2 separate regions of the Homo sapiens genome follow, and region 1 is linked to region 2. Evidence: chromatin contacts called from ENCODE POLR2A ChIA-PET data. All regions are on one chromosome and are shown on one strand. Each heading gives the region's core, a stretch centred on a gene start or an enhancer-like site at or near the end of the contact. The rest is flanking DNA. Distances are from core to core; before and after follow the strand shown.

Region 1 (4,522 bases), core at 505-3,004, about 15 Mb before region 2:
AATCTATTCTAAGGGGCAGTACAGCATAATGGTGGGAAACAAAGACACTAGAAACACACTGCCAGGGTCTCGCCATTTTCTGGCTGTGTGTGTGATTTGGGGCAGGTTACCTGACATCTCTGATGTTCCCCTCGTTTATAAAATGGGACTAATAATAGTACCTACTTCATAGGGTTGGAAGGAGAGTGAACGAGTTCAGACGTATGAAATGCCTGGCACACAGTAAGAGCACAGTAACTTCTTAGTGGTACAACCATGACTTCGGCTATCATTTAGTTGAATACCTGCATTAGTTATTTAGTTGAGATTATTTGATATTGAGTTGATTGGTTGATGAACTAATTCTCTAGACCAGGCTTTTTCCTAAGCTCTAGGTCTATTTAACCAACTGCCTACTAAACATTCTCAACTGTATTTAGGGTTCCTTAAACTCAACGTTCACCAACTAACTCATTTCTATTTTCCCACTCCTCCTCCAGCCAAAACTTTTGTATTCTTTTTCCTAGATGAATAACAGTTATTCCTTTTATATCCTTTTTCTAGATGATTAACAGTATCATCGTCCAAAGGCCCAAGCCTTTGAAAGTTAATAAAATTTCCTATCTCTATGCTAAACATAAACACTTAAGTGGTCATCAGGTCTTTTCAGTTTTCCTTCCTATCTTCCCTTCTGGACTACAGCAAAAGCCGGTATTTTCTGTCTTTAGTCTCCTTTCCTCCCAGGAAACCATCCTTCTTTCACACTGCAGTCAGGCTTTTCATCCTTTTTAATATGTTTTCATCATCTTTCCATTCATCTTCACGATAAAAACAATTTTTTTAGCATGGCATATGAGGTAATTCATCAATTTGCTGCTTCTTGTCTCTCAAATTTCATCTCCTACCACCTTTGGTTTTAGCCAAATGAAACCACCTATAATCTCCGAAGTTGTCACCCTCTTTTTCACCTTCATGCCTTTGTAATTCAACCTGGAATGCCCTTGCCTCAATTGTCTGTCTAGATAATTCCAACTCCATTACAATATAATATCTCTAATTCCCAAAACACTACTCCTAATCGAATTTTTTAAAAACCTAAACAACAGTTAACAGATGCTAGAATTCCAGTATAGTTTGCTGAAAACAGAATAAAATTTCTTTTGTGCTTTTATTTCTAAGGCACAGAATACATTTCTTTTTAGTCATCATTTTAGCTTTCCATTGACTACTAATGAGTCTTTGGGTGAGAAATGGAAGGTGAATTGGAACGTATCTTCTACCAGGATTTTGTAACAGATCTAGATGGCTAGGAAAACTGTGAAAGGGGAAGAGGTGCGCAGCTAGCCATTCCCCACTTTCCTCTTCTCTCTCTCTCTCTCTCTCACACACAGACACACAAACACACACACACACACACACACACACTTTTCTTAAGGGAAAAATCACTCTGTGTTCTTTTAAAATCCCTCAGGTTTTATGTTTTATTGCTACCAGAGTCTGCCTCCCTGAGGTTCTTGTATAGACTAGTTATTTCCCTCTGTAAAGAAGCTGTTCTATTCGTTCTCGCCTGGTTTGGAACAAACTGAACACTTCCAAAGGAGGCAGTCCTTGCAGCCTTGTCTCCTTCCACTCCCCTCCTCCCCACAGTCCTGGCTGGAGCAGCGAGTCTGTCGATCCCAGGCCAGAGACAAGGCAGACAAAGGTTCATTTGTAAAGAAGCTCCTTCCAGCACCTCCTCTCTTCTCCTTTTGCCCAAACTCACCCAGTGAGTGTGAGCATTTAAGAAGCATCCTCTGCCAAGACCAAAAGGAAAGAAGAAAAAGGTATGTAATTTTTTCTCTATAAAAAACATCTTATGTCAGTTGTTCTACTCCAAAGTATTACTGTAGATTAGAGCAGAAATGTATGTATGTGTTGAGTCAGAAGAGAAAGACAGAGATCCTCTGAGGAGATGATGCAGGCACTTTGAAAAATATGATGCTTCCTAGTAGAAAGGCAAATAATCAGATTAAAAAAGAACAGAAAATGTATATTTCTTGACTAGGAAAGTCATTTCATTACAGGTTTAAAAAGAGGCAGATTCTTCACTATCATTTATTTAATGCCCAAATTTACTCTGAATGTTGTCCCACACAACAGGACTTATCCCAGTCCTCAGAACTATGTGAGGATGATAAAGTATATAGGATTGTTTTAAATGCAGCAGCTATATTACCTACACTACATGAAGTTAACTGCAACATCTAAGAAAGAAAATGTTTTTTGCTTTTAAAAATCCTGATTTCTGAAAAGAACCTGGTACAAATGTGTGATACAAAGAGGGAATTCATTGAATTCATCCTTGGTGTCCATTCTTGGAACACAACAGTGTCTGTACTGCTAATATAAAGAGAACACTTTTTCCCTCTGAGACTTAGAAAAATTCCTCTTTAAAATTCCTTAACTTAATTACACAGGCTATGAAAAGCTCTCCCAAATGCTGGTCCTTTTCTCCAGTGATGATGATTTACTGTGTCCAGGAAAAGAAGGAGAATGATGCAAGACTGAATATTAATATCATCTTCTGGCATGCTCTAAAAGCCTGATCACTTTTAGGGAGGATGTGGATTTTGTTTTTCTATGGATGAAGGTATCTTAGATATTTAAGATGATATGTCTGTTTTAAGGATCTTTAAGCAGCTTATTCACTTTTTAATACTGCTTCTGTTCTTTAACACATACTTTGGGAAATTTCACTTTGGGACTCAGTCATTCTAACAAAAACATTTTCTAAGGACTCAGTCATTCTAACAAAAACGTCTTCTAAGGCAGCTAATAAGAAAAAAAGAGAACTTTAAAAAAACAGTGATTTTCATCCTCCAAGAGAGATGAGTGGAAAACATCACAGACTGGGCAGCAATTTTAATCTCTCCCAACTATAATTTTGATATTTCAAATGTCAAGTTCTGGGCTGGAGTTTTCATTTGCTTTTGCAGCTTTGCTTCTCTCTTGCTGCTTTTTTGAAAGCAATCCGAAAATGGACTGTCTTTTCTGTCTAATTCATCAACTCTGTTTCATGCCACTGCTCTTAATACCAGTTCCCAGAACTGACATCAGCTGCCTGTATGAGCATTTGCACCATAAATGTCTGAACACTTAAACTGCATGGTCCTGTTAGTTTTGGCAATTAAATGGGATAATTTTTCTTTTTAAGTCTCCATTTAGCTCCAGCCATTCAAAAGCTTGCTTGTGCTAAATGCCCTCAGACAGAATCAAAATTTGCAACTCCCTACCAAAGGATGGTAGCAATGATTTATTGTTTAGTTGGAAATGTCTTGCTCATAATCCTGTATCCTCTGCAATGATCTATTAAAACTTACAACACTATTAGGATATAAATGGTATCATACAACATTTGGAACAATGTTAATTACATAAAATCGAATTAAAAAAATGGATAACTACCTAAGCTTCTCTTGCTCACTCCTTCTAATTTTTAGTAGGTAACTTTGTTTTCTTTTGTAATTTGGGTGTATTCCAGGAGGGATTTTAAGTACATGTACCTCAACTGAAAAAGAAAAAAAAAAGACCAATTTTCTTCAAATTGGCCAAAATCATTTCACTCTTGTTGGCACTTGAACATATATGGTTTTGATGGATTGCCAAGGATTAAGTTTGGTATCCTTTAATGAAACAACAACCAATGTATCCCAGGAACACACTGGGTCAGAAATTTTTCCATTTGCTAAATAATAGTTAAAGCTATTTATCTGTACTTAAGTAAAGGAAGAAGAGAAGTCTGCATTTAAGACATGTAATTTATTTTATTTTATTTTGTTTTATTTTATTTCATTTTTTTGAGACGGAGTCTGGCTCCATCGCGCAGGCTGGAGTGCAGTGGTGCAATCTCGGCTCACTGCAACCTCTGCCTCCGCGGTTCAAGTGATTCTCCTGCCTCAGCCTCCTGAGTAGCTGGGACTACAGTCACATGACACCACTCTCAGCTAATTTTTGTATTTTTAGTAGAGATGGGGTTTCACCATGTTGGCCAACATGGTCTCAATCTCTTGACCTCGTGATCTGCCCGCCTCGGCCTCCCAGAGTGCTGGGATTACAGGTGTGAGCCACTGTGCTGGGCCAAAACATGTAATTTATAATGCATACACACACACACACACACACACACACACACACACACAAAACTACCAGTAGGTACTTGCTAGGTGTGGAACTTTCCATTGTAGTATGCGACTTAGACTGTGGCAAAAAAATGATCTTATGCTCTGGCATGAACACAGAAGAGGTATGTGGTATGGCAATTTACTTACTTATTTTACCAGCAATTTATTTGTTCATTTCACTGAAGGAAATTTTTTCAACACTTACTGTGAGCTCAGCATTGAAGCAGGCACTCTGCTTCAATACAAAAGAAGTAGAAGTTACAGTCCTTGCTGCCTTGATGCTGGCATCTCCTCTTCTAGTCCTCTGAATATTGAATTGCCCTGGGCCTCAGCCCTTTGCCTCATCTCTTCTGGATCTACCTTTACTGCCCTGCCAGACCCAT
Region 2 (4,794 bases), core at 1,751-4,250:
GAGAAGCTGAGGGGGAGCTCTGACAGGACAGAGGAGGATAGATGGACACACAGACAGACTAACAAAAGCAAACTGTAAAACTAGGAGATGATATAAATGAAATAAGACACATCTGGATTCAAACCCAAATGCCTCTGGCCTCCTAGTTCTTCATCAGTACAATGAGAATATTAAGGCTGCCCTCACAAAGCTGTCCTACAAAGCGTAAAGTGCCTCACACAAAGTGTGACACACAGTAAGTGCTCCAAAATGGCAATAATTGCCTCAGAGGATTGGTAATGTTATGATTTTTAAAGAAAATTAATACAGTGTCTGGTACTCAATCACAAATTGTGCATTTTTGGTCTTTTCCTTTTTCAGGCAGTTAATACTGAACATGTTCTTTTTGGGTAGCAGATTTGTTTTCTTAAATCCCTACGGCAAAACATATAAAGTTCTGGTTGTACCTTCTTTCAACAAGCTGTGCCCTAAGTTATCACGCCCAGCATCCTTTCCTCCTAATCTTGATAATAATAAGCCAAGTTTATTTTCAAACCATCTTCCCTCTACTCTCAGTCCAGAGGGAGTCCATGTTTCAGGTCTGGCTAATGAGACATGGCCACATGACCCAAGCTGGCTGTGTGAGCCAGCCCCAAAACTCAGTTGTTCAGCTTGTAAATGGTAACCCTGGAGTTGGTGGTGGCTATTTTTGCCATCATGAAGTAAGGGCCTGTCTGAAAATGAAGTCAGCAAAAGTCTGCGTGGAGGAAAGTAGAGGTGAGCAATAGAATGAAACAGATTCCTGGCAGTACCCAAAGCCAGCTGTTCCTGAGTAAGCACTATTCCTGGAATTAGTTCACTGTCACTTACAATCAACACAGTCTGATGACTATGACCCAGACCACTAAATTTTAAAATTACACAAGGCCGAGGCAGGCAGAACACTTGAGGTCAGGAGTTCAAGACCAACCTGGCCAACCATGGCCAACACGGTGAAACCCCATCTCTACTAAAAATACAAAAATTAGCCAGGCGCACTAGTGGGCACCCATAATCCTAGCTACTCAGGAGGCTGAGGCAGGAGAATCGCTTGAACTTGGGAGACAGAGGTTGCAGTGAGCCGAGATCGCACCACTGCACTCCAGCCTGGGTGACAGAGGGAGATTCCGTCTCTAAATAAATAAATAAATAAAATGAGGTCATTAAAAAGGCTCTGAAGCTATATATTATTATAACATAGTACATATGTTGATTTTGTTAAAAGTAAAAAAAATCAGATTTAATTGCCTTGCATTTTCTTTTAAATGAATTTTGCCCTAATAATTACATTTTGCCAAGACAGCATTATAATTTATAACCAAGTTGTTCAATCCTTATTTTTGAAGAATAACACATATTCAAATATCAAACTGAAAACAGCTACTTTAGAAGAGATAAAATTTAATCATGATCATAACACCTTATTAAATGTTTCATGTTATTTTTCAATGAAAAAAGGATGGAAATAAAAATCATGGACAATTGTTCTGATTCAGGAGTCTAAAAATAATTTTTTTAATTTAAAAATTTTTAAAAAGACACAGAGGGGAAAAGTATGTATTTCAGATTGTCTCATTTTTTGATCCAAATGCTTTAAAAGTATTTTATAAGATACGAGTGATGGACACAGTGGCTCGTACCTGTAATCCCAGCTACTTAGGTTGCTGAAGCAAAAAGGATCTCTTGAGCCCAGGAATTCCAGACAAGACTGGATGACATAGCAAGACCCAGACTGTTTAAAATTTTTTAAAAATTAGCTGGTTGTGATGGTATACACCTGTAGTCCCAGCTACTTAGGAAGCTGAAGTGGGAGGATCACTTGAGCCTAGGAGTTCAAGGCTGCAGTAAGCCATGATCATACCACTGCACTCCGACTCTGGTCTTGGTGACAGAGTGAGATCCCGTCTGTTAAACAAACAAACAAAAACAAAACAAAACAAAACGGTCAGGCACAATGGCTCATGTCTGTAATCCCAGGACTTTGGGAGACCGAGGCCGGCTGATCGCTTGAGCCCAGGCGTTTGTGGGCAACAGGGTGAAACTCCATCTTTACTAAAAATACAAAAAGTTAGCTGGGCACGGTGGTACACACCTGTAGTCCCAGCTACTGGAGTGCGGAGGCTGAGGTGGTAGAATCACCTGAGCTCGGGAAGTCGAGGCTGCTGTGAGCTGAGATCGCATCACTGCATTGCAGCCTGGGCAACACAGGGAGACTCTATCTCAAAAAAAAAAAAAAAAAAAAAGAGGAAAACTCTATTCTTCTTACATATGAATACTGTCTTTGGTTTAATACATAAATATAATTTTGACATTGACATTTCCTTTTTTTGGAGACAGGTTTTTGCTCTGTTGCCCAGGCTGGAGTGCAGTGGCGCCATCTCGGTTCACCATAGCCTCAACCTCCTGCTCAAGAAATTCTCCCATCTCAGCCCCCCAAGTAGCTGGGACTACAGGCATGTGCCACCATGCCTGGTTAATTTCTTTGTATTTTTTGTAGAGAGAGGGTTTTACCATGTTGCCCAGGCTGGTCTCAAACTCCTGAGCTCAGGCAATCTGCCCGCCTCAGCCTCCCAAAGTGCGGTGAGACACTGACATTTTAGTATTAGTAGAGGAAAAAACAGTTGCATAATTTGGTAAAGGAAACAGAAGCAGGACAAAGGCCACCAGTGCTTCAGAATGAGACAGGCTTGGGATCAAATCTCAGCTCTGCTTCCCACCGGTTTTATAGTTTTGGGAACTTCTCCCCTAGGAGTACTTATAGGTCCTGTTGTGAAGATTAAAAGAGATAATCTATGGAAATTCCCAGCACACTCCCAGCCCCTTTCCCTGCCATCCCTTATACACAGGACTTGAGCTATTGGTAGCTCCATGGCACACATATTCTCTTCATATTCACATTCACTTCTACATTCAACCAACAGTTACTGTGGAGCTTCCAAGAGCACTGACCACAGTTCCTGGTGCTTTACTGATGACATCTCTTCATATGACTGGGGCCACTCGGCATGATTCAAAAGGGGTATGAAAACAAGCCTTGGGGCTTTTGCCTAAAAATAGCTGACCACTTCAGGGAAATGTATTCTAATCTGAATTATTTCATTTCTGTTTTTGCTGAACATAAAGAATGAACACTGTCCTTGGCATCAGGGTATTATTTATGTCCACTTTATGCCTTCAGGCACAGTAAGAGAAGATGATTTGTCTACCTTTTCTTATTGTAAAATTTAAGCAAAATGACTTATACAGACTCTTTTTGGTTTTAAAATTCCATGATGCCAGGATTTGCCTGGTTAGCATTGAAGCCAGGCCTCATTTCTGAAACTACTCATCAAGATTAGAAAAGCAAGGAACCAAAGTCTCAGTTACTTCCCTGAAACATGACAGACACTAGTTCAAGTGATCTGAAACACAGAAAACAGAATTCTCTTTAAAATATCTAGAGCCATGTACTGTAGTTTAAATTGTGTCCCCAAAAAAGATATGTTCAAGTCCTAATTCCTATACCTGTGAATATGACTTTGCTTGGAAACAGGGTCTCTGCAGATATAATCAAGTTAAGATGAGGCCATACTGAATTAGTAGGCACCCTAATCCAATGACTGGTGTCCTCCTAAGAAGGAGAAAATTTTGGACAAAGACACAGAAGGAATAATGAACAGGGAAGTCACTGCAGACTGAGGGCACAGCACAAACACAAAAAGACAGTTATCACTGGGTGCTTGGGATGTGTCTCCTACAGAAGAACCACACAGCAAATGAGGCTAGAAAGGCACCTGAGGACTACTTGTGAAGGACTTTAAATTTTATGCCAAGGAATGCATCTGTTGCTCTACAAGCTGTGGTGTGCCAATTCCAAGATTTCAAGAAAGAGAATGACACGATCTGACCTGTGTTTTAGGAAGAGAACTAAAGTGATTTGAGAAGACCATTTTCAGGGCAAATGCAGAGGTAGTAGTGACTTGTAAATCCTGGGTTTCAAGGAGTAATGGCCAATAAGCAAAAGAGCAGTAGTTGTATAACATGTTGCAGGGTGATTTGCTATATCCTTTGAGACCAGTTCTAGTGTGGGTGTTGTTTCTTCTCTTGAACTTTTACAGGAATCAGAGTAGAAGTGGTCATGGGTATCCCCATGTGGAAAAAGCATGATCTCTGTTTTTCCTCCTGGTCTCACACAAGGAAGCCTCCCCACACAGTCAAAAATAAGTTTACATAAAGAGTTTAAAGAACAGTCTTGTGATCCAAGAAGGTAAATATTTAAACAGTCAGGAATGATAGGAAACTTTCAATGGTCCAAGAAAAGGCAAAATGAAACAAAACAAAAACAAACAATAATGATGACAACAAAAACTGGCAAAAATACTATCCATTTAACCAGCAATTCCTGTATGCCTACTACTTGGCAAGCATTCTGAGATAAAGCAATGAGCAAACCATAACCCTGCTCCTATGAAACGCAGTTACATTTTCCAACCACTCTTTAACCCTATTCTATATTCTTTTTTCTCTGCCAACCTCCACCGTTTCCTTATTCTCTCAAAAAACACCTTCTAAGTACAAACAGAAATCTCTCAAAAGGTTTGCTCAAGAAGAGTGGGGAGACCCAAAGAGTTACACCCTGAAAATAAATGAAGACTGGGGGTGGAAGAAAAGGGAAAATTAAGCTTGACATAGCAATGAGAGTTCACCCTGTCAGCACAAAATACACATTATTTCCCACCCAGTAAAAGCTGTTTATTTCAAGAAAAAACTTACGTAAATAGATGGCAGTAACAGATT

Evidence for each region. ChIA-PET counts read pairs that join two places held with the same protein, here RNA polymerase II (POLR2A).
Region 1: POLR2A ChIA-PET joins it to region 2 with 11 read pairs in AG04449. The contact joins the promoter of SCRG1 here to the enhancer-like site in region 2. POLR2A ChIA-PET finds 5 or more read pairs at or near these places in 2 of 52 experiments (AG04449 and HEK293T).

Annotation. Positions count from the first base shown.
Region 1 is chr4:173,396,348-173,400,869 of GRCh38, reverse strand. SCRG1 (stimulator of chondrogenesis 1) reads left to right here and starts at 1,754. Exons shown (of 3, transcript NM_007281.4): 1 at 1,754-1,802. All of the region lies in intron 1 of LOC112268474 (a long non-coding RNA gene), which reads right to left.
Region 2 is chr4:158,819,642-158,824,435 of GRCh38, reverse strand. All of the region lies in intron 1 of FNIP2 (folliculin interacting protein 2), which reads right to left. Among named protein-coding and RNA genes, the nearest start is that of FNIP2, 53 kb to the right of the region's middle. Within about 2 kb of position 3,000, at least 6 of the 41 ENCODE cell types and tissues checked have a DNase peak (open chromatin) inside an H3K27ac peak, as active enhancers do.